Linked DNA regions of Homo sapiens: region 2 is linked to region 1. A link is an interaction called in ENCODE POLR2A ChIA-PET data of the cell type or tissue named here. Cell type or tissue: PC-9. All regions are shown on one strand. Each heading gives the region's core, and the rest is flanking DNA. Links, peaks and the distances in the headings are about the cores only.

Region 1 (12,526 bases), core at 6,700-9,199:
TCCTGAAGTAGGTTCGAGAGGGAACAGGAGGCGAGGAAATGGAGGCCGCCTGCTTCCCAGATGCCACCTGGCAACTCTTCAAGGAATTTTCCTATAAAGGGCACAGGGAAAGATCGGTGTGTCAGGGGAGCTGACCTGAGGAAGGTTTTCTGGTTATTCCCCAGTTTTAAGATGGGCACAATTAGAACAGGTTTGTATGCTGTGGAGGGTGATCCAGGATGGAGGAAGAATTCAATGCAGGAGGAAGAATTCAATGCAGGAGGGAGAGAGGAAAAAACCCTGGAGTGGGTGTGAGGGGCTGGCATGTAAGGCTCAAATGAAGGGCTGTCCTTGAGTAGGCTACAGAAGAAGAGACTGAGGCCAGAGAGGTGAAGTGCCCAAGGTCCCACAGGTAACCAGGGCAGAACGGGGATTGAATCCAAAACTCTGACACCAGAGTGCAATTCTGTCCCCCCTGAGATGCTAAGGCCTTGCCTCCCTGCTCAGGGATGGGCCCTGAGGCTAAGCCAGGATGTCAGCAAAGGCCCCTGGGGCTCCTCAGGATGGGGGCAAGGTGTGGCTCAGAGGGCAGGGTCACTGTGGCTGTGGCAGCTGGGAGTGGGGCCCGATCCCTCACACCTGGCATAGCCCTCCCCTCTGCTACGCAGTCTCCCTTCAGCCTGCTGACATCAGCACAGGCTAAGAGAATCCCAGAATTCCAAGCTGGTGGGGCCCCAAGGGTCCCCAGTCTCCAGAAAGAAAATGCCCAGTAGGATGTTGGATTGTGTCCACCCAGCAATCTCTAACTGGGCATTTGAGTTTGTGTGGCGAGTCCCACCTGGGTCATATTGGGACACAGAAGTGAGCCAGACATGGCCCTGCTCTCAAGTTTCCTTCAGGCTCTTGATTGAAGAAAGGAGGGCACAGCATCCCAGCCTTGGGTTAGGAGTAAGGCCCACTGAGCGTCTCCTGCAAAGACAACCAGTGTGATTCAGTGGGACACGTATGGGACTGCCCAGGCTCCCCGCCTGAGGGAGAAGTCATAGGTGCATTGTAGTTTGTGTATCTATGATATGCATCTGGCATATATTTGTGGATGAACTTGCATTTATGTTGTTTGAACACACATATGTGTACTTATATCTGGTGTATTAGTCCTGCTTGCTGCACTAATACTGAAGAACAAACAGCAAAATTGCAATGGCCCACAGGAACAGATATTTACTTTTCTCACTTCTGGGTCTCACTTCTGGGGCTCAGCTGATTTCTGCTTGGTTCATTCAGGTGTGGCTCTGGGATGGGGCTGTGTTCAGAGCCATGTTTTCCTTCTTTTAGTTGGACTCGTTGCTGCTGCTCCTGGGGGTATGCTCTTCTCAGGGCAGATGGCAGAAGCACACGAGGCCAAGCCAAATTATGTAAGCACATTTAAAACCTCACAGGGTGTTTGCTGCATTCCACTGGCCCAAGCAAGGCCCACAGCCAGGCCCAACATGGCAAAGGGTGTGGACTTGTAATTCTATGACAGGGAGGCAGTGGAGAGCTGGCGACAATAATCCGACCTTCCATGGCAGGGGGTGGTGTGTCCGTCGATAATGGGGGGTGAAATGGGTAGAGGTCATGGTAGCAGGCACTTCCTAGCCTGGTCATCTTTCTCACTGACAGCAAGAATGCCATGTCCTCCCAACCCGGGTAACTCCCGAAAGCCACCAGCTTCACTTCCTAACCTGGTGGGGGAGTGATGCATTGAGTCTAATTCTGAGCATTTTTGAAGGAGGAAGAGGGTATTCCGGATGGAATCTCACAGGTAGACGGTGTCTTCAGTGCCTGCATCTGACAGACCAAACACTGACTACAGGCCCAGGGTAGTTGGTAGTGAGTCTCCCTCCCCTCCTCTCCCTGCCCTCCACGGTGTCCAGATCTGGGCCTGCTCCATCCATGCAGCTGCCCAAGAGGTGCTGGGATGAATCCAGAGAGGCAGCCCTATCTCAAAGGAGTGCTTCTGAGAAGCCAGTCTCCGGGCCCAAAACATCCGTCCTCCCTGGCATTCCTGCAAGCAGCTCTCCTCAACTGGCACTAAGTGTTTAATTTCCTTTCCCTGCAGTATTGACACCTTGCAGATCCTAGGGGGAAGTTGCAACATTGCCTTGAAACTGGGGGCTCAGCCAAGAGTTTCTGGATTGGCACTTTTCTTGCCCACCCCCCTGTCCTGCCATTCCTCTGATGAACATTTCCTTGGCATTTGGGAGGAGAGCTGGCGAGGGCTATGATGGCTCCCAGCACGCTCCTGGCTCAGAAGAGGCATACTCTGCAGATGGGAGAAGAATTGGAATCAAGAATGCCCTCTTGCTGCAGGGACACCCTATCTCCCATGGCACACCAAAGAATCCTTCTCTTTCTTTTTGTCCCTGTGGACAATTGTTTGAGAATCCTTCCCTCTCTTGTCGTCCCTGTGGACAATTGTTTGAATGGGAAGCAGCGCAGATGATGGGCCTCAACATGACCTTGCCCTCTCGTTGGCAGGAGTATGGCCCTCCCAACCGAGATGCCCTCCTCTTCATCTCTGGCCCACTCCAGGCTATAGAGAGCTGGCCATGATGCCTATACTAATGGCTAATTTTTACCATAGAGATAAATTCTAGCCTCAGTTTAGGGATCACGTGGAAGACATACAATGGAATATTATTTAGCCTTAAAGAGGAAGGAAAGTGAAACACGCTATGACATGGATAAACCTTCGTGACATTATGTTAGGTGAAATAAGTGAGTCACAAATGGACAAATACTGTATGATTCTACCTATGTGAGGTTCCTAGAGTGTTCAAATTCATAGAGACAGAAAGTGGAATGGTGGCTGCCAGGGGCTGGGACTTGGGGGAATGAGGAGTCATTGTTTCATGGGTACAAAATTTTAGTTTTGCAAGATAAAGAGTTCTGGAGCTGGGCGGTGGTGATGGTTGCATAGCAGTGTGAATGTAGTTCATGCTACTAAGCTGTACGCTTAAACATGGTTAAGACAGTAAATTTTACATTAAGTGTATTTTATTCTGATTTTTTAAAAAAGAAAGGGAAGCTCAGAGGAGTTATTTGCCCAAGGTCACACAGCTCCTGGGAAGTTGAGCTTGCATTTGAACCCAAGCAGGGTGACTCCAGAGTTTACACTCTTAAGCCCTCCACTTTTCACGTTGGTCACTGCAGTAAAAGGTGGGAGAAAGACCCTGGCAGGCAAATGAGGCCAGAGGCCAGCATGACATGGCAGGCTAGAGATGGAACTCTGCAGGCCTGATCCAGGCTCTTACCTTCGACATGAAGCATGTCTCTCAGCCTCCCTGGGTCAACGGTGCACCAGCGGGATAGAGATTGTAGAGATACTACCTCAAGGAGCAGGTGTGAAGATGAAAGGAGAACATACTTGTTAAGCTCCTGGCACAGTGCTGGGCTCAATGAAGAGAGGGTTAAATACTCACAAACATGGTGCAGCCTCAGCTCCATTGCCCCGCGCCCCATAACAAAGGTCCACTCAGTCAGCTCTGGGAGCGTCAAAGAGGAAACATCTTGAATGCAGCATCTTGGGATGTGCCTTGAAGTAGGTGACATTTGAGTGAAGGGTAGAGTAGCGTTTTAACAAGAGACTGTGAGACTGGGATGGTATTCCTGGGAGAGGTTACAGCCCGAGTAACAATCTGGAGGGGGTGGTGTTCAATCTGTTCTGAGAACCTGCAACTAGGCTCATATGGCGTGAGTGTAGGACTAAAAATAATCAAGTTTTTTTTGGTGGGGGGGTGAAAATTACAGAAATTCAGCTGAAAGGGGATTTTTTGCTCGTGTTTTCAGAAGAGTCCAAGAGATGAGCTTCAGGTGCAGCTGGATCCAGGTGCTCAAACTATGTCATTTCGATTTCTTCTTTCTTGTTTCATTTTTCTTGTTCTGCTTTCTTTGGCACTGGCTTTTTTCTGAGATAGAGCCTAGCCACATCTTAGGGGTTCCCTGCTCCCTGCTTCAGTCTCAATTGGGAAAAAATATTGATTTCCCAGTCATTCCAACCACAGTCTCAGTGCTGACACTGGTTGACCCAGCTTCTATGCCAAGCCATCCCTGAGTCAGGCCCTGCACTCAGGGCTGTACTCCAGGCTGAGGCTTGGGCCCACCTGTGAATCTGAGGGGTGGGGTCGGCCCTGCCTGGGCTACATGGGCCAAGAGTGGAGGCAGGGTATTTCCTCAAAGCCAAATCAGGATGACGTTTCCAGAAGGAAGGAAATAAATGTTAAGCAGACAAAAACACCAGATGTCCTCTACAGGTAGCAAGAGCTAAGGCTGCAAGAGAAATCAGAAGCCCTGCTCTAATTCACACCACCGCAGCCCCCGCTCCCAGCTTCTCCCACCTCCCAGCCTCCCCCTCCTTTTCTACAAGATGTACTCATTCCCACCTCCTTGGTTTCTCTTGCACACGCTCCCAACCTCCCTGGATGCTGGGCATAATCTGGTCCTCATCAGAGGTGCTAGAAATACCTTCTGTCAACACAGCATCTGCCAGCTGCCGCCCCCCACCCAGCCACAGCTACATCATTTGAGTTAGTGGGAACTGGCGGACTGGCGGCTGGAGGTGCGTGTGTCTCAGGCTGACTGGCTCCTCCCTGCCTCCACCTCCTGTCTGTGAGATCCTTGGCCATCTGGGGGAGCATGCGACTTTCCTGCCCAAACTGACCTTAATCAGGTTTGCGTGCACGAGCCCAGAAGACGCTCACTGGCTCCGCTGATATGCCAGAGCCAAATATAGGACAGGCCCAGCCCCACCCCCTTAATTCTGTAATTTGTTCGAAATCAGATGATAACGCTAGCCTGGGGAGACATAATTTGTGATAAGCCAGTCCTCCTGGGTTTCGTCCAAGATGACATCAACGTAGAGTAGCGTGCCTGTGGATCAGGCTCCTTCCCTGTGCTCATCATCTTCCCTTTTTAGTCCCTACTCCTGGTCCCAATGGCCATCTGCCACTGCTGCCTCTCTCCCTTTCCCCCAGTCCCTGACAAACTGACACGATGTGGAGGAAATGTGCTATTTACTCATTCATTCACCCTACCGCTAACCACTGAGCTCGTGCTAAGTGCAGACACTGCGCGAGCAGCTGAGGACAGAAGATGGACAGGCCCTGGCTGCCTATGGCTGTCCAGAGATTGTAGCCTCCCGGGGCAGGGGAGACCAATGTCCCTCTCAAAAGAATATGCAGTTTTCAGGGACAAGACTCACAGTAGGCAGAGCTGGGGGGGTGAGGGTCAGCATTACTTAGGGGAGTAGTAGGGCCTCAGAGGGCGGTCGAGGGCTGCCCACAGTGAACAATGGCGGGGGTGCAGAGCTGGGATGTCAGCTCTTGGCCTCCCTCACGAGCTCTGTCCCCTTGACCGTGGCCATGGGCTCCTGTCCTGCCTGGAGACAGAAGGCCAGGTCAGTGGTTTGGTAAGGATCCTGTTCTCTGGGGAAGATGTGAGGCAACCACATGGGTGCTTCAGACCTTCCTTATCTGCCTCCTCCCATTTCCTGGAATAGTTCCTGTTCATTCACACAATAAAAATGGCCAGAGTACTTGCTAACGCTGGGTCTGGGCCCAGGCACAGGGTAGCATGGGAAGCCAAAGATGTGTGGACCAAAACCAGAGGGTTTCACAGGTAAACAGAATGGTGTCTGTATGCAGCCAAAGGAAGGTTCAGGGCTGTAAGATACACTAAGAACAAGGGAACTCGTCTAGGAGGTCAAGAAGGTGAGGACTGAAGTGAGTTCTATCTGGCAGGAAAGTTAGAATTAAGTAGGGGAGACAGTGAAAGAAATGTGCTTTGGCTGGGCGTGGTGGCTTGCGCCTGTCATCCCAGCACTTTGGGAAGCTGAGGCAGGCAGATCACGAGGTCAGGACATCAAGACCATCCTGGCTAACACGGTGAAACCCGTCTTTACTAAAAATACAAAAAATTAGCCGGCATGGTGGCAGGCACCTGTAGTCCCAGCTACTCGGGAGGCTGAGGCAGGAGAATGGTGTGAACCCGGGAGGCAGAGCTTGCAGTGAACTGAGATGGCACCACTGCACTCCAGCCTGGGCAACAGAGTGAGACTCCATCTCAAAATAAAAAAAAAAAAAAAGAAAGAAAAAAGAAGAAAAAAGAAATGCGCTCCAGGCCAGAGGCATGACAAGGGTAAAGTTCTGGAGGCAGGAACATGGGGGTTGGAATAGGGGTGGTGCCAGGCGTGGTGGCTCACGCCTGTAATCCAAACACTTTGGGAGGCCAAGGTGGGTGGATCACCTGAGGTCAGGAGTTCGAGACCAGCCTGACCAACATGGAGAAAGCCCATCTCTACTAAAAATACAAAATTAGCTGGGCGTGGTGGCGTATGCCTGTAATCTCAGCTACTCAGGAGACTGAGGCAGGAGAATTGCTTGAACCTGGGAGGCAGAGGTTGCAATGAGCCAAGATCGCTCCATTGCACTTCAGCCTGGGCAACAAGAGCAAAACTCCATCTAAAAAAAAAAAAAAAGGAATGGGGGTGGTGTGATACTGGGCAAAGGTGGGAAATGGGTGGGTCTGACCTTGGCCCTTGAACCCCATTGGGGAGCAACAGGGGGCCACTTTGAGGGGTCCGGTTGGTCTCAGGCCTGGCCCAGGGTGCCCTGGTTATGAAGGCCACACTGTCAACCAAGCTCTAGGCCTGCATACAGGATGCCCAGTTATGGATAAACAATGAATACTTTTTGAGTTTCATATAAACAATAAATTTTTCGGTAGAAGTATGTCTTGGCTTCTCCACACTTATGCTAAAAAATTATTTGCTATTTATCTGAGATCCAAATTTAACTGGGCATCCTGTTTTCTGTTTGTCTGTTGTTTTTGCTAAATCTAGCAACCCTAGATGGAGAGATGTAGGATGTCCTGCCCCTCCTTGGGACTGTCCTCGTCCCCTCTTGGTAATCAGATGTGTCCGGGCTGATTAACTAGACCACAGCCTGTTCTCTCTGGCCCTTGCCACTGCCACCTGCCCGAGCCGCCAAAACCTGCCTCTCCTTCCCCCAGTGCCCTCACCCTGCTCCCTAGGACTCCCACCGAGATAGCCATTGGGAGGAGGAGGAGGAGGCAGGACAGACAGACAGCCTCCCAAAGTCATAGTTGGGAGTGGGGTGAGAATCAGGACCTGCCAGTTGTGTGGCCCAAATAAGCTCCCCCCCGTCCCACCTCTGAGCCTTTGGTCAGGCTGTTCCCTCTGCCTGGCGCTTCCTTCTCACCTTGCCTGCTCGTCCAAGGCCCAGTTTGTCACGAGCTCAGAAAAGTATTTTCTGACCTTCCTATCTTTCACAGCACCCGGAGACTTTGATGACAATAATATCATAAGCTACCATTTGCTAAGCACCGGCTATGTGCAGGGCACTTCATACACTGGTCTATTGACATTTCACATCTCCTGGGGGTGGGGGGTGGGCTTCCTTCTCTTCATTGTGCAGATGAGGAAACTGAGGCTTAGAGAAGGTGAATAAAAGATGCAGATTCACGCTGTGAAGCATCGGAACCGCGCCCGTCCTCACTCCCAGGAGATCGGGGCAACGCTGAGCTCAGCAAGGTGGACTGTCCACGTCAACAGCATTTTCAGACCACAGAGACTCCCTAGGTCCCCCTCCTTACCTTTCTCTTTCCAAATATAAACCACTCCTGCTCACACTTCCTGCCAATCGGCAGGAAACAAGTTTCCTGTTTCCTTTTACAATTCCCAGCTAGACTCTTCTTTGACCCCTGTTGCCTGAGGCTGGCCTAGCAGAAATCTGTAAAGAGTTCTTGATTTAAAAAGTAATCACTTGGTCGTCTCCTGGGCTTTAGTCTGTTTTTTGTCTGTTGTCATCTTGAGCAATATCCTGTGACTCACGCACCCCGTGGATCTCCGTCCACCCCCACTGGCTCGTGGAGGCAGCACAGACACCTATGCCTTCACCTGCAGTCTCAGCCCATGCCAGCTGCGACCTGGAGCACCACATCCCGGATTCTCCAGGGTAAATTGGCTGATTGGTTTTAATCAGTTCCCTGCTGCCAACAAGCCACCAGGGAGCAGAGTGGACAGGAGTGGAGGAGGGAAGTTATTCAGTGGGCAGGAACTCACTGTGTGTGGCTGGCTGAACACTTACCGTCTCTGGGTTCTAGTTCCCTCATTCATGTAAAAGGAAAAAAGAGAACGTAATTCTATAATAATAGAGTCACTCATTCTCCAGTCTTTTTTGAGCACCTACTTTGTGTGCTAGGGCACCGGGTGCGGTGGCTCATGCCTGTAATCCCAGCACTTTAGGAGACCAAGGCGGGCAGATCACCTGAGGTCAGGAGTTTGAGACCAGCCTGACCAACAGGGTGAAACCCATCTCTACTAAAAATACAAAAATTAGCTGGGCGTGGTGGTGGGCGCCTGTAATCCCAGCTACTTGGAAGGCTGAGGCGGGAGAATCACTTGAACCCGGGAGGCAGAGGTTGCAGTGAGCCGAGATCACGCCACTGCACTCCTGCCTGGGCAACAGAGTGAGACTCTGCCTCAATAAAAATAAAAAAGAAAAGAAAAGGAAATATGTTAGGCCCTAGACATATCTATGAACAAAAGGGATAAGAGTCATCCTCATAGCGCTAATATTCTTTTGGGGGAGACTGAGACTATAGAATTTCACTATCCTCTGTGGAAACCACTAGCCACACGGGGCAATGGAAATTCAAAGTATTTAAAATGAAACAAAACTAAAAATTCAGTTCCTCTGATACAATGGCTGCATTTCAAGTGCTCAACAGCCATATGTGGTCAGTGGCTATTGTATTGAGTAGCGTGGGTTGTGGAACATGTCTATCCTTATAGGAAGTTCCATCAGATAGACTTGCTGGAGACTAAAGTATAATATGACACCACGCAAGGGTAAGTGCTGCAAGGACAAGAGAAGAAGGGCAGGGAGTAGACAGTGGGTGGGGTGATGTTTTTTGTTTGTTTTTGGAAAGAATGGTTGGGAAGGAAATATTTGAGCAGAGACGATAGCAGTGAAGGAGTGGTCCTTTTAGAAAACCAGGGGAAGACTGTTCCAGGCAGAGGAAACAGCAGGTACAAAGGCCGTGAGGTTGGTGGGCTGAAGAAGGGAATCCAGTGTGGCTAGAGTGGATTGACCTGGGGAAATGTGACAAAAATGAGACCTGACCCGTTTGGGGCTGTATAATTTGGGGCCCTGCTCAGCATGGTAAGTTCTCAGGTGTAAAGGGAAGGTAGGTTGCAGGCTTGTAAGTTTCAAGCTGCAGAGTGACCCGCTCTGATTTACTTGTGAAAAGATCAGCCGATTGCTGGGCAGAGTGAGGGGTCAAGAGGGGAAGCAGGTGGCCAGTTAGGAGGCTGGTAATTCCGATGATTATCACCGGGGCAGGAGCACTGGATGTGATCAAAAGTAGTGAGATTCTGGAAATGTTTCAAGAGAAGAGCCAGCAGTCTTGCTGACAGATTAGATTTGAGGTGTCAGAAAGGAGAGCAAAATCAAGGATTTCTGGGCTGGGTACCAGTTCACAATGGGACCACTGAGACACACGCACAGCCTAGAAGTATGGGGGAAGTTGATGCCCGGTGGGAACCTTCCCCGTGGGGCGTTCTTAGCCTGGGGGAGATGGAACCTGTGATAAACGCTCCCTCTTTCTTCTTTGGATGAGTCCTTCTGGCAGTCCCATGGGATGGACTGACTCTGTTCAGAGCTCATCACCATCGCCAGCCTGCGACTCCTGGCACACGCTCCTAGTCCCTGCAACACGCTCTCACAGCTAAGCCTCTGTTGTTGGCTCTGCTTTCTGGAGACCCAGGCTAAGATACACCCATTATTTCCCTGCATCCATCATGGGATGTCCACTCCGCACAAAGCTAGAATCTAGGACAGAGGTTATACACCAAGCAGACACGCAGGGCACACAGTTAGTGCTCTATAAGTGTGGCTGTCATCATTATTGAGTCTTTCCACAACCCAGTGATCTAAGTGTTATCATCCAATTACACCGATGGAAACTGAGGTTCAGAGAGGTTAAGTGACTTGCTGAGGTCACACAGCAGGTCAGAAGTAAAACCCATACTTGAACATGTCTATTCTAGTCCAGAGTTCTTGGGACCAAGGGACTCATCTTAGTCAGTTCTGGCTGTCATAATAAAATACCATAGACTAGGTGGCTTAAACAACAGGAATTCTCATATTTCTAAAGTCTGGAAGTCCATGATCAAGGTTCTGGCAGATTTGGTTCCTGGTAAGAGCTCTCTTCCTGATTGTAGACAGCCATCTTCTCACTATGACCTCACATGGGAGGGGGAGAGAGAGAGAGAGAGAGAGAGTTAGTTAGTTCCAGCATCTCTTCCTCTGGTCTTACAAGGACACCAATTCCATCGTGGGGGCCCCACCCTTATTAACTCATCAAACTTAAGTACTTCCCAAAGGCCCCGTCTCCAAATATCATCACATTGGGGGTTAGAGCTTCACATAGGATGTTTGGGAAGACACAGACATGGAGTCCACAACAGGACTGTTTCCTGGTGCTCAGGGGCTGGGCTGCAGCCTTAAACCTCTCTTCCAGCTCAAGGGAGGGCTGAGCATCTCTTGAGCTCCCAGCCTGTGGATTGATTGGCTTTGATTATTTTCTGGAAGGATACTATGCAGGGGGAGTAAAGGAGCATTTTTGGGGGCCTTGGAGTGCAGATCAGCACTCACTCCCCCACACCTTGCCTCCCTTTCCCCTGGATCTGTTCACCCTTTGCCAGCAGGACACAGACCCACCCTTGGTATTAGCTTTGGCTGAGAGGCAAAGTCTGGGCTGCTGGGATGAAAGAAGGGATCTGTCTATAATGGTGTTTCCCAAGCTGCATCCCAAGGTAAACTCATGCCCTCTGAGTCCCATTAGGGCTAAACAAAGAGCAGGCTCTGTAATTAAATGTGCCTGGAAAATGTGAGGTTACATAAAATCGGAAGGCCTTTTTACCCTGGAATTTCTCAGAACCTTGAATATGCCAATCTGTGCTGTGACTGTCCTGAGGGAGTGTGGGGCATGCGGTATTTCCCAAACAGATTTACTCAAGGAACCCTCTTTGCTGAGGACAACTTTTTGGATCTGCAGAACTTGATTTGGGCACAGCTGCTGTAGTGTTTGGCACATTCTCCCCTTTTCCAGATGGACTAGATTGCCTCAGCCAGATGGGGGCTTCCCTGAGGCTGGCTGCTCCTGCCTGGGAAGTCTCTGTTCCCTCTCTTGCTTGCTCTGGGGAGACAGCATGAGTCACTCATCTTGGGCATTGGGTGCCAGCTCTGGGTGAAGGGCGGGGTGTGTTCAACAGGATGCCACTAGCAGCCTCCTTGGTTCCAGCCCTCTGGCATAGAAGCAAACGTTACCTTTAAGGGTAGACCCAATAGGAGATGAAGGTTCTTTCGACATGTGTTGGTTATTAGAGCAATGCTGGTTATTAAAAACTGAGATTCTTTTATACCAGTTGGTTAAAAGCTGCTCCCCCAAGCCCCTGAGTATTTTTACCACCACAGCTGTTCCAACCACCCCAGCCCTCTCCTGAGATCCTTCTCACAATCCAGCAACCAAGGGATTAATGCTTGCCACAACCAGGGCCCTTCAGGACCCTGCTTCAGGCCTCCAGAAGGCCTGGGTGTGTTCTAGCTGGTCATAGCCCTGCCATACCAGGTGAGGAATAATTTGAATATCATCCTTGGTGTCAACTATGAGTGCCCATCAGATGCTCTAGTGTCAGAGGATGAGAGCAGATGAAGAACATGGGGGCAGTGGTGTGCTAGAGGAGAAAGGGCTCAGACCTGGGATTGAGACCTCTTAACCTCTTTGTCTGCCACATTCTAGCTGTGTGCCCTGGAGGGGTTGAGCAGTGTTTTCCTTCCCTGAGTCTCAGTGTTCTCCTCTGCAGGATAGGATGCTATTCCTGCCCTTGGGAGGGTGTTATGAGGGTAAAGGAGCCCTGTAGCCAGCACAGAGCCTGGGCCACAAATAACGTGAATTCTTTTTTCCTTCCCCAGCCTGCCCAGGGCCAGATGCTGGTGGCGGCAGGTGCCTGAAGTGATGCTTCTCTTGCGTGTCCCTCACCCACAGCAGCCTTCTCATTAAGGGAGCTGTTCCGCATCCACATCTAATTACCCTCTAACTGCCTGCACCCCACTGAGCTCCGCCTGCTTTCTGCCTCCTGCCTGGGCAGGAGATGATGTCTAATTGGAAGCCGCTCTGCTAACCTGGCAGGACTCCACTCCTGATGGGGGAGGCAGTCTTGGGGGAGGCTGGCCCCAGCTGGCACCTGTGGGCGACTTCCAGCAGAGGGGCAGGGACAGCAAAGGCAATGGAGGCAGTTTCCAGAATCTCCAGGCTTTGGCTGAGTTACTGGCCCATGAAGGCAGAACCACAGTGAGCTGATGGTGTTGGAAGCTCTGCATTGACTTATTTTTCTGTAAAAGCAATTTAGAGTAGTGATTAGGGGTGCATGCTTGGAGCCCAACAGACCTGGTTTGAGCCTTTGCTCTCTGCTTACCAGCTG
Region 2 (12,526 bases), core at 5,276-7,775, 61 kb after region 1:
GCCTGGCTCCAGGTCCCTGCTTTTATTTCTTTTCTTTCTTTCTTTTTTTTTTTTTTCACTTGAGACAGAGTCTCACTCTGTCATCCAGGCTGGAGTGTAGTGGCATAATCTCCCATCTCGGCTCACTGCAATCTCCACCTCCCGGGTTCAAGGGATTCTCCTGCCTCAGCCTCCCGAGTAGCTGGGATTGCAGGTGCCCACCAACACGCCCGGCTAATTTTTGTATTTTTAGTAGAGACGGGGTTTTGCCTTGTTGGCTAGGCTGATCTTAAACTCCCGACCTTAAGTGATCTGCCCACCTCGACTTCCCAAAGTGTTGGGAGACTTACAGATGTGAGCCACCATGCCTGTGCCCCTGCTCTTAATCATTGTGTGATAAGTGTGTGTGTGTGTGTTGTGTGACAGCCATGTGTGTGTGTGTGTGCATTGTGTGCCTGTGTGAGACAGAGAGAGAAAGCTCACAGCACTGTGCCGGGCACCAAGTGGTCCAATCACTCAGGGGACATCAAGTTTCCATAAATCTTATCTCTGTCCCTCCCTGACTTGGCACCTTCTGCGTTGTTTTATCAATTTTGTATTCCTAACTTAATCTCCCTATGGTGTGGGGCCTGGGTTTCATCTGCATCTGAATCTCTGGTGCCTGACCCTGAGGCCCAGCCATCCCTCCGGCCCTCAGCATTTCCTCTACATCTGTCTTCAGTGCACCCATCTTGCCAGCTTGCACCATGTCTGTGTCTGAGTCCCTCGCTTGTTTGGGGGTGGCAGCTCAGTGCCCCTCCCAGGCTGTAAGCGCTCTTCCTCTGATTGTGAAGTGCTGGCCTCTCCTCTTCCCTCAGGCCTCAGTTCCAGTGTCACCAGCTCAGAGAGGCTTCCCCTGACCATTCTTCCTAAAACAGCACAGACCACCCCCAGTGCCTGACTCCTCGTGGCTCTGTTTTATCCCTTCATAGAACACGTTGCCCTCTGAGATGATCTCATATATTTGTTTCTGCCTCCCACACAGGTATGTAAGCCCCAGAAGTAACGGGTCCTTGTCCATGCGGTGGTTTAGAGTCAGCTTTGTAAGCTGTAGTGGGCTCACAAATTGCCTGGGATTTTGCTAAAATGTGAATTCTAATTGAATTCCAATTGAGAGGACCAGGGTGGGGCCTGGGAGTCTGCATTTCCGACCAGCACTGGGTGCTGCAGCTCCCCACTCTCTGAGCAGTGAGGCCCCAGCCCTATGAGTCTCAGCCCTACTGGATCCGAAGCACAGGGGGTGGGCCCCGCAGCTGGGGTTTTAACAGACAAATCCTATGAGACCTCTGATCTAGAGCAGTGTTGAGGGCCTCAACCCCCAGAGCCAGGGCTGCCTCAGTGCCAATCCTGAGGCCACTTCACTCCTCTGTGCCACTGTTTCTCTGGCCGTACAATAACGGGGATGATAACCGCCTTCCCCATGGGATCGCTGTGAGGACTGAGCGAGTTAACACATGCCAGCTGTCTACCGCTGCCCTGGCAATTTGTCCAATGAGCGATTAGGATGCCAGCCAGACGCTGTCAACAGGAGGTGATGGGAGTCAGAACCGAAGGTTGTGCCAGGCTGGGCGTCTTCCTGGCTGACGAGAAGCCATGTTTGCACCGACTCCCATACTCCAGCAAGATGACAGTGTTGACCTCAGCACCAGGCTGCTGCCGAGGCAACTGCAGTCAGCTTCACAGCCTTTGCTGAAGGCTGGGCCTCGCAGGAAAGGAGAGGCCCGGGGTTGCCGGCGTTGACCTCTCACCTGGGTCTGCTGCTCCAGGGATGCGGGCTTGAGGGTTACCTGGGAACCAAAGGAGGGCAAGAGCCTGGGTACAGGCACTTCCCCTTCCTGTGTATCATGCTCTTTCCTAGAAGAACTCACTGGGTGCACAGGTCAGCCTGTGAGCTGGGCCTTATCCCATTTTACAGATGAGAAAACCAAGGCTCCGGAGAGCTCCTGGAAGGATCTATCAGCAAAGCTACCTGTCCTTGGATGATGGGAGAAGTGAGGAGGGCTGGTCCTGACCTGGAAAGGAAGTTCAAGACCCCTGCCCTAGAGGTCATCATCCTTCATGCATTGATCTGAGGCTGAGGGAGGTCCCCTAAACAAACTCAGGGTCCCAAAGCTGACTGGTTACTTAGCACTGGGCCTCTGACCTGGGGTCCTGACAATTGGTTGCTGATAAGAATCAGTGCCATGCCCAGTCAGGCAGAAGGTGAGCCAGGTACTAACAGGAGGGTGGCAGGAGAGAGGGCTTTACTGGACACATTGCCTCTGACGATCTCATCCCTGCACCTCCCAGTTCAACCGCAGTGCTCAGAACCCATGCTCCACTCTACTCCTTTACCATCTTCTCATCAGAGTCTTAGCAGCCCTCGGGAAGGTCTGGGAAAAACGAGCCCATGGGGGGAGCCCACTCACAAGCCCACTCCTAGATTGCTTCTCCCCTGGATTTGCACAGGCTGCCCTCACTACCAAGGCTAATAAGCTAATGGCACACAGTGTGCGGGGGGTGGGGAGAGATGGCTACTGTTGATGGAGCCCCTGTGAGAGGCACCAGGCTCAGGGAAATCTGGAAGCATAATCATAACTCACTGTGGGCAAGTTCTTGCTGTTTACAGGGAGCTCCTCCTCCTGCTTCCATTTAATCCTCACTACCTTCCTATAAGTGAGTACTACCATCTCCATTTTGCAGGTGAGGCTCAGAGAGCTGGAGCATTTGCCTAAGGTCACATAGCCAGGAAGCAAAGTTGCCTCTGTAGCTTCTGTCCTTTGCTTGAGATCCCTGCTGCTTAGAGAAGTAGAAATGGGTCTCTGTCTTTAAAGTTGTGGCTGGCTGGCTGGGAAGCTGGAATTTGTATCTAGAATCTGCTTCCTTCCTTCTTTTCCCCTTCCCTTCCTTTCCCTTCCCTTCCCTTCCCTTCCCTTCCCTCCTTCCTTCTTTTTTTCTTCCTTCTTTTCTTATCCATCGTCCATCCATCCATCCAACAAACATGTGCCAGGCATTCTGCTAAAGAACCCTGAGAAAGGCAGTAAAAAGCAGACATAATCCAGCCTCCGTGGAACTTATGGTCTGTGGAGGGGGCAGAAAGAGACAGCCGTGACTCAAATAATGACACGAATAAATAAAAATGGCCACAGTGACAAGTGCTCTCTCAGTGAAAGTGTGTCTGGGACTCAGGTCAGAGAGGGCCCCCTTCCCTGCCAAGCTGAAGTCTGAAGGGTGCATGGGACACAACAGGTGAAGAGAATGGGGAGCTATACCCATGAGGGTGTGGCTGTGCAGAGATGGGGCCACCCATGCCAGCTCTGGGGTCAGGCTGGGACTCAAATCTTGGGGTTGCTGCTGACCAGTTAGGCAACTTTGATAAGCCCATCAAGCTTTTAGCCTCCATTTCCCAAAAACCAGGCTTATAAGAATACCTACTTTATAGGAATGTCATGAAGATTTAATGGGATGAAGTGAGTAAGTCTCAGCGTGGCACCTGGCCCCAGGTAAATACTCTGATCAACATGTGGCCCCTTAGTAAGCGTGGTCAATGAATAAACAAACCCATAAAAGCACTTCGCAGGAAGGTCTGACTGTGGTACAAACTGAGGGTGTGTGTGGAAAGTTCTCTTAGATCACCTAGCAGTGGTTCAACCTCGGCTGCATGTAAAGGCGCCCTCCAAGGTTGGAGATCTGGATACACAGAAAAGACCAAGAAGGGCGCTCCAGACTTGGGGAAGAGGCTGAACCCATTTTTGGAGATTGGGGTGGAGTATGGCATTTGGGAAGCGAGGCATGATGAAGACTGAACTGTGTGGGAAGGTGGCTTCCACAGCAGGCGGCTCCGACACAGGCAGCCAGGGGCAGGGGCTCAGGCGGTTTGAGGGCCGTGAGAGGCCTTTGGTCTGGTTGGACTGGAAACAACCCTGCAGGCGGGTGGGTTTGGAAACTCTCTCATCTGCAGGGCTGCCTCGGTGGAAGGAGCAGGATGGCAGGGGTGTCATCTTCCATGCCAATTCCCAGTGATTGGAGCAGCTCCTAGAGTGCCGTGTTGAGAAGACTCAGGTTGCATCTGAGTGTGATTAGCAACGGGAGCCAAGCGTTTGCAGGCCCAGGGAGTAGCACAATTGCCAGGTACTTCCCATCCTGGCTGGGTGGAGTTGGAGAGGACAGCTAGGGTGGGGAGTAGGGATTTGCTATTGGCTAAATATGTTTGTGTCCCCCCAGATTCCAATGTTGAAGCCCTCGTCCCTAATGCTATGATATTTGGGGGTGGAACCTTTGGGAGGTGATTAGGTCATGAGGGTAGAGTCTCCAGGAATGGGACTAGTGCTGTTATAAGAAAGACAGAAAAGACAGAGAGAGAGAGAGAGAGAGAGAGAGGAAGAGAGAGATCATCCACCCTGTAAGGAGAGGCAGGAAGCAACAATTTGCAAACCAGGAAGAGGGCCCTCACCCAGATGCCAAATCACTGGCATCTTGATCTTGGCCTTCCGAGCCTCCTGAACTGGGAGCAACAAAAGTCTTGTGTTTAAGCCACTCAGTTGGTAGCATTTTGTTATGGAAACCTGAACTAAGCCAGAATCGCTCTTTACTTTGGTGGTGCTTTTCCTTCAAGAAAGAGGACCTTCCCCACACTGCAGCAATTATAAAGCCAGCCATTTCGATAGCAAAGTAGGGTGAGGACAGCTAATGAAGGTATTGGATATTTCAAAATAGTTAGAAGAGAGGACTTGAAATATTCCCAATACATAGAAGTGATAAACACTCGAGATAATGGATACCCCAAATTCCCTGACTTGATCATTACACACTCTATGCCTGTAACAAAATATCACATGCACCCCATAAATATGTACAAATATTATGTAGCAGTTAAAAAAATGTTAAATGAAAGGAAAATAAATACACCCACCAGAAGAAGAGAGCTAGGTCTGTACTGGATAAGGTACAAGGCAGGAAAAAGTATAATTAGAAAAAATAAAGGGGTTGGCAAAGAGATTCCTAAGATGTCTTCTAGTTCTGATATTTGGTGGCGAGGAATTCCCCTAAATGCCTTTGAAAGGGCATGAGATTCCTGTCACTGGAGACATTCAAGGAAAAAAAGCTAGCAGAGCAGTGAACTGGACTGCACAGGGCCCATGTCTTAAAAAACAGCTAGGTGAGAGGACCTCTTGGGGTTCACAGTGCAATGATTCTGCAATTCGGCCAGCAGCTGCCCAGGAGGCTGAGAAATGACTTGCTTCTGAAGCAGGTGCAAGGACCGTGAGGGCTGGGTCTGTGCCTCAGAGGCCCAGAGATCAGAAATTAGGACCCAGAGGCATGAGTGTAGGAATTTTTACTGGACATCAAGTTCACCTGCCTGTCCCAGACAGATAACCTGATAACGACCAAAGTGCCTCTCCTGTTTTCCTTGCTGTACACCAGCTTTTACCTTGGAGTTATTTGGGGCCTGGGATGGTCTCCCTGGAGCCTCTCTTTTGAATGAGAGACTTGTAGATGTATGTCTTCTCTATCCTCTACTGTTCTGACAAACACATCCAGGAACAGCCAGTGCCTTCTGACCAGGGACAGAGGGCAGGAAAGGAAGTGCCATGCTTGGGTTCTGATGGGGTCGTGGTGACCTTCTAGGGTGCTTCTGTTCCACTATGCATTCAGGGAGGCCAGGACCACAGGATAGGCATGGCTGCTCAATGCTGTGTGCATGCTTTGAACCACGGGCTCAGCCCTCCAGCCCCAAGTTCTCCCTGCACTGCATGGAGCAGCGGTGGAGCGGCAGCCTGTGTGCATGGATATAGAGCCATCTCAAGACAGATGCCGCTACCTGCAGGAAAAGGCAAGGGGCCATGCAAAGCTGCTGTTCTCCCATTTGCGTTAAATGTAAATTTCAAATACATGTATGTTTTTACACAGATTATCTCTGGAAGGACATTCCAACAAAAATACCTGTGGTGGATACTCCCTGGGAGCGAGACTAAATTTTCATTCCATTACTTTGTGTATCTTTTGAATTTTGTGCCGTATGCACAAATTAACTTTTCAAAATTAGATCATTTTTAGAGCTCTACTCTGCAGTCAGACTCTGTGGGTTCACATGAATGGCCTTAGCCTCTCTGTACCTCAGTTTCCTCATCTATAAAAAAATAAAGGTGTGTTAGGAGAATGCATGAGGCTGGGCATGGCAGCTTATGCCTGTAATCCCAGCACTGTGGGAGACTGAGGCGGGCGGATCGCCCAAGGTCAGGAGTTCCAGACCAGCCTGACCAACATGGCAAAACCCCATCTCTACCAAAAATACAAAAATTAGCCGGGCATGGTGGTACCCTCCTGTAATCCTAGCTACTCTGGAGGCTGAAGAAGGAGAATTGCTTGAACGCATGGAAGGGGCCCTCAGTTCTTCCCAAGGAACGGGGAGGGCACCAAGGACAATAAGAGAGGGTGTGCTGCGGACTTGATGGATGGGAGAGCATTTGGCAAGGGGAGGGATGCATGTCAGGCGGAGGGCAAAGCTTGGGCAAAGGCTCAGAGTCAGTAAATGGCTGGCGGGGGAAGGGAAAGCTGGGGAGCACACCCATCCTCACACATACACGAGGCACACTGAGCCTTCATCCTTACCTCACCCAGGGTTCAAGAGACAGCCATCCATTAGCACCAATTATACTGAAGCAAATACAAGGACATCAGCACGTCAATAGATGAAACAACGAGGAGATGCTCAAAAACCAACGTCATCTTGTCTGCGAAGTTGCCCCTGACCAATCTATGTAAAATCACAGCATCCCCCTCCTCCAATGCCCTACCCTCCGCCTCTTACCATCCTCTGACCCACTCAATAATTTAGTTGGCCAGGCATGGTGGCTCATGCCTTTAATCCCAGCACTTTGGGAGGCTGAGCTGTGAGGATCACTTGAGCCCGCAAGTTCCAGACTAGCCTGAGCAACATAGTGAAACCTCATCACTATAAATAACTTTTCAAAAATTAGCTAGGTGTGGTGGCCCATGCCTGTAGTCCTAGCTATTTGGGAGGCCAAGGAAGGAGAATCACTTGAGCCTGGGAGATTCAGGCTACAGTGAGCTGTGATCAGGCCACTACACTCCAGCCTGGGCAACATAGTCTCCAAACAAAATGTAGTTATTTGTTTATTGTCTGTTTCAGGTCACCAAAATGAACATCTCATGAGGGTTGGAGTTTTGTCCATTTTATTCTCTGATTTATCCCCAGTACCTAGAACTGTGCTAGAGTTTTAGCATCTATGATAGATGCTAAAATAAGAGTGATCACCATTTATTGGGTAATTACCATGTGGTCATCATTCCTCATGTGTACTTTAATTTTCACAATGCCACCCTACAAGATGGGCATTTAAATTCCCATTTTGTGGAAGAGGAAACTGAGGGTTGAGAGTTATCAATTCAAATGCTGTTCCTTGGGTTCAGCTAAACCTTGAAAAGCACCTGGGTGTGTTTTTGAGTTCTCAGAAGCAAGAAGTGAAATGTTCATGCCCCTGAACAGCTGGGCTGCACTCGCCCCACCCAACTTGACCCTGGGCCTGTGTCCTTCGGGGTTGGGGTGCGGGTGGTTCTCACTTTCATGAGGGCTCCTTCCCTTGCTATCGGCTTCTCCTTTAACAGTGACGAGCAGCAGCCTGCCGGGTTGTGACTCAGGTCCTGGAGCCAGAGGGTTGGATGCCACCTCTTACTATGGACTGTGGGACATAAGTCCCACCTTCCCCACCAGCAACATGGGCGATGAGAGATAAATAAAATAATTGACACCATTTCTGACACATATCAGTAGTTGTATGACTCAGGTCCTGGCAGGAAATACAAAACACATTTGAGGCTTTAACTGAAGATAATTTAATTAAGAAGGTATTTACAGAAGTGCAGCGTATTAATATCCCAGTCCTGCTGTAAAAAATTACCCCAAATTTAGTGGCTTAAAACAACACAAACTTATTTCCTTACAGTTCTGGAAGTCACAAGTCCCAAATGCTAACATCAAGGTGTCAGCAGGGCTGGTTCCTTCTGGAGGCCCCGGGGAGAATTCATCGCTTGCCTCTCCTGGCTTACCTTGGTTCCTGGCCACATAACTGCCACCTCTGCTTCCATCATCAGATCACCTTGGCCCTCCTGCCTCCCTCTTATGAGGACCCTAATTACATCATCAGCCCCCCACTCCTTGGGTAATTCAGTATAATCTCTCCATCTAAAGATCAGTCAGTTAATCACATCTTTTTAAATCTTTTTTTTTTTTTTTTTTTTGAGATGGAGTCTTGCTCTGTCACCCAGGCTGGAGTGCAGTGGCATGATGTCAGCTCACTGCAACCTCCGCCTCCCAGGTTCAAGCGATTCTCCTGCCTCAGCCTCCCAAGTAGCTGGGATTACAGGCGCCCACCCCCACACCCAGCTAATTTTTGTATTTTTTAGTAGAGCCGAGGTTTTGTCATGTTGGCCAGGCTGGTCTCAAAACTCCTGACCTCAAGTGATCCGCCTGCCTCAGCCTCCCATACTTCTGGGATTACAGGTGTGAGCCACTGCACCCGGCTAATTTAATCACATCTGCAAAGTCTCATTTGCTATATAAGGTGGCAGGTTCGCAGATCCCAGGGATTAGGACATGGACAACTTGAGGGCCATGACTGCCTATCACACATGAGAAGGGATGGAGAGGCAGTGGGGGCTTAGCATCACTGGGAAGCTGTGCCCAACCCTAGGCCTGAAAGGGCAAGGATCCGGGAGGAATAAACACCAGTCTCTCCTGCCGGGGCCTTCCATTGGCTGCAGCCATCAGAGGCCAGAAGGCAGAGAGCCCATGGTCCACAGATGCAACTGGGACCTGGAGCAGAGAAAGGAAGGGATGGAGTGGGGAGAGACCGAAAATCAGCAGCACAAGACTTGAGTTGTCTTAGCTCGGACCATTGCTGTGTTGTGGCCTGGGTCTTCTGAAGGGGGTTCAGGGCATGGGGTGGCCTGCCTCTGTCTCGGCCTCCCGCTCCAGGACTAGCAGACCCCTCTCACACCATCCCAGGCAACTGGATGAACAGTCTATTCTCAAGCCAAGCTGCCAGGATTTGGGGCAAAAGAGCTGCTGCGGAAATTCAAAGCAAAACAGCCAGAAGTCTCTTCAAAGTGCACTTCCTTAACAAAGGACTTAGAAGAGGTAGGAAGAAAAAGGCTCTGGACGGCAGGTAGCCAGCTCAGCAGCACCATGACAACCCTGAGAATGGTGAGCTATGTGGGGACTGGCTCTCTGATCTTCCCCAGACCCCCTCGCTGGCCCTTAGACAAACAGGAGGGATGGGGAGCCCAGAACTGAGAATTGAGAGACTGGGGTCCAGTCCTAGCTCTGCCATTGACTCTCTGTGTAACCTTGGGCAAGATATAATCATTCTCTCTGCACCTCAGCTTCCAGGTCGGTGAAATGGGGATAATGTTACAAAGTGACATGGTCAGGTTCTCCAGAAGCAGGGAGCCTTATGCAAGTAATTTATTGTTTGCAGGGGGTGTCTGGGGTGAAACCTATAGGGGTAAAAGAAACAAGAAAGTAAGGGAAGAAGCCAGGCAAAGATGTGGGTCCAGTTGAAGTCTAGTCTCAGCCCCATCCCACAGGGAGCTCTGGAGTAGAGCTGTCCCCTTGAGACAAAGGCAGGGCTGTGTATCCATCTTGGGGGAGGCTGAGGTCCCTGTCCTTTCCCTGCTATGGTTGACTGTGTAGTGGCCCACAAAGGCGTCCACATCCTCATCCCCAGAACCTGTGAATATGTTACCTAACATGGTAGAATGGGCCTTTGCAGCTGTGATTCAGCTAAGGGTCTTCAGATGGGGAGGGTATCCTGTGCTATCAGAACAGGCCCAGTGTTATCACAAGGGGAAGGCCAGAAGATCCAGCAGGAGAGGTAATGCTGCAAGTGAAGGCTGGAGGGATGTGAGGAAGGGGCCCCAAGCCAAGGAATGCAGGCAGCTCCTAGAAACTGAAAAAGGCACGGAAACAGATTCTCCCGAGGCCTTCAGAAAGAGCTCACCCCTGCTGCCATCCTGATTTTTGACCTCTGACCTCCAGAACCATTAAGAGAATGCAATCCATGAATATCAGCTTAATCCACTGAGGGGAGTGGTCATTTGTTTCAGCAGCAACAGAAAACCGATACACCTGCCAAGGCTGAGTGGCCACACGATTTGACCCAGGCCCAAGGGTCCTTGTCCCAGCTCTGTGGGTGCCAGCAGTTACTGACCCTGTTTAATGAGCATCTGCTCTGTGTCAGGCACAGGCGACAGCATCTGTGCTGCACCCAAATCCCCTTGGATGCTGCTTACCAACTCTGAGTGCCCCGCCCCACCCCTGGCTTCTGTGTGCTTTGGCGTCTGATGGCCTTCAGGCTGCTGGAGCCACTTTGACCCTGAGTGCAGAGAACTGGAAGCCAGGGTGGGACGCTTGGCCAGTGGCAGAGGGCCTTGCTTTGAGTCTGACCAACACAGAGGCGTGATCTACATTGTGGGCACCCCTCCCCAGCCTCCTGCATGTACCCTGGCTGGGTGCCTCCCTCGCCCTCACCAGCTCCCCCAGGAGCACACCCTTGATGCATCCCTTGTACAGGAATCCTCATCTCAGACTTTACTCCTGGGGTCTGGCCAGAGCAGCACTGTACCCGGGGCCCTTTCTATCTGGTCCTCACAGTTCCTCCCCGAGGCGGGGAGGGTGACTATTCTTATCTGACAGGAAACTGAGGCTCTGATCAGCTCACAGACCGCAAAGGTTAAGCCAGAATCGGAACCCAGACCCTGGAGAGGATGCTTTTCCTTCCTGAACTTGGATTCTGCAGCCTTCCACACAGCCCCTTCCCCTGGACTCCTCCTGCAGCCCTGGGGAACGGGAATCGTCCTGGTCTGCATTTCCTGCAGCAGGAAGTGGCTGGGTGCAGTGACTTGGGCTCTGGAGGAGAAGGGTCTTTTTGGGACCCCGCCCATCTCACCCCCAGGCCTGGGGGGGATTACTGGGGCCTGAAATGTGGGTGCTGTAGCTGTGGCTCCCTGAGGGAATGAGGATCCCTGAAAACTCCACAGGCTTCATGCTGATTCTTCGATCAAATCTTGGCAAATGACTTATCCCTCCTTTCCCCGCCCCCTGTTTTCTCCTCTGTAACCTGGGGATCATAATCTCCACCTCATATAGCTGTGGCCAGAATGGAGGGAATAACATATGGGAGCGTGATTAGCACGGAGCCTGGCACAATGAGAGCGCTCCTTCCCTGCTCAGTTAATCCCTCCGAGCCTCAGTTTCTTCGTCCATAAAGTGGGGAGAATATCTACCGGGCAGTCATATCTGGAGAAGCTGTAGTTGGCAGGGGTCAGGGGGTCAGGAGTCCTGATCCTGGCTGACCTCTGACTAGCCACTTAACCTCTCTGTGGTCTGTTCCGCCCTCTGATTTGTGAGAGCCACGTGAGTGAGTGCCGTGACGTGCTCAGAATGTGCCCAGCACCTAGCAAATGCCATTGTTGTTGTGTGTGAAGGCCTGGCTATGCGCCCGGCATGCAGCAACGGCTCAGTAAACAATGGCTGTTTATTCGTCAGCATTTCCTGGCCCCTGTAATGAGGAAGCTCACCTCCACCTTCTCACTCAGCCCTGTGTCTTCCATTCCCAAACTCCCAGGGCCCTGTGCTCAGGCTGACTGGCTGCAGTTGCTGTTGTAAGGAGCACGTACCCTCCACGTCCCTCCACCTTTTCATGCCTCCAGCTCTCACCCCAAACATGCCTCTTCCACTCTTCTCTCCCAACTGGGGCCCCCATCCTGTACCTGCTCTTGTTCCACAGCTGCCATCAGCTACTTGGTGATGACTCACACTAGAACTGGGCTGATGCTGCGCAGGTGTGTTCTCCTTCCCCGAGCTCCTTAAGGCACCGGCCCGGCCGTCGTTGAGTGATGGCCAAACCCTGGCACCCCACAGGGGCGCTACCTGTCTCCTCTCCCCAAAGAAGAGTCTGACTTGGCAGCCCCTTCCAGGTGGACAACAAGTTCCCCGTGACGTCCCACAAATGCCTCTCCTGCTCTCCTGGGGTCCCTTTGTGTAGAAGCAGCCGCTCTGTATGTTCGTGTTGGTGCATCCTCACCCAGAGGGGAAAAGCAGCCCGAGTAGCTCAGCCTGATGCCTGTCGGACCGAAAGCAGCAGCCATGGGAGATTTTACCTTTCTTTTTCTGGACCACACAGGCCTGCACTGCAAGGCTCCTTTTGTTTTCTTTCCTAGGGCTCAGGATGGACAAGGTAGCCCAGAGCTGGACCAACTGCCAAGAGGAGTCCCTTCTGCCCTCTGCCCTCTCAACAATAAGACTGGCTCCGCCTCCCTCCCACTGGGCAGTCCCCATTGCTCCAACTGCCTCCTCTGTTGCACCCAGGAACTCATCTGGGCTCCAGCCTGAGGGAGTCAGGCCCATCTCATTCTCCAGGCAGGACTGAAACTGGGCAGGCAAGAATTTGGGTCTGACCCCAGGCTGCCTGCCTTGTTAAATAAGACCAACCTAGAAAACAAACAA

Evidence for each region. Peaks named below come from ENCODE experiments on the same cell type or tissue, not always from the same donor. Only the 100,000 strongest peaks of a DNase experiment are listed, where the experiment ranks them.
Region 2: POLR2A ChIA-PET joins it to region 1 with 20 read pairs; 3 of 35 experiments call an interaction of 5 or more read pairs at or near these places.

Annotation. Positions count from the first base shown.
Region 1 is chr11:45,041,448-45,053,973 of GRCh38, reverse strand. LOC105376650 (a long non-coding RNA gene) reads right to left here. Exons shown (of 3, transcript XR_931237.3): 2 at 12,228-12,437; 3 at 9,921-10,279. Among named protein-coding and RNA genes, the nearest start is that of LINC02685, 74 kb to the right of the region's middle. RefSeq lists a silencer at 3,020-3,207 and enhancers at 4,097-4,596, 12,141-12,526. In PC-9, for the core only: no CTCF peak of the experiment used is centred there; a DNase peak (open chromatin) is centred at 7,848.
Region 2 is chr11:44,979,098-44,991,623 of GRCh38, reverse strand. No RefSeq gene overlaps it. Among named protein-coding and RNA genes, the nearest start is that of LINC02685, 11 kb to the right of the region's middle. RefSeq lists an enhancer at 1,105-1,994. In PC-9, for the core only: no CTCF peak of the experiment used is centred there; no DNase peak of the experiment used is centred there; H3K27me3 peaks cover 818 bases.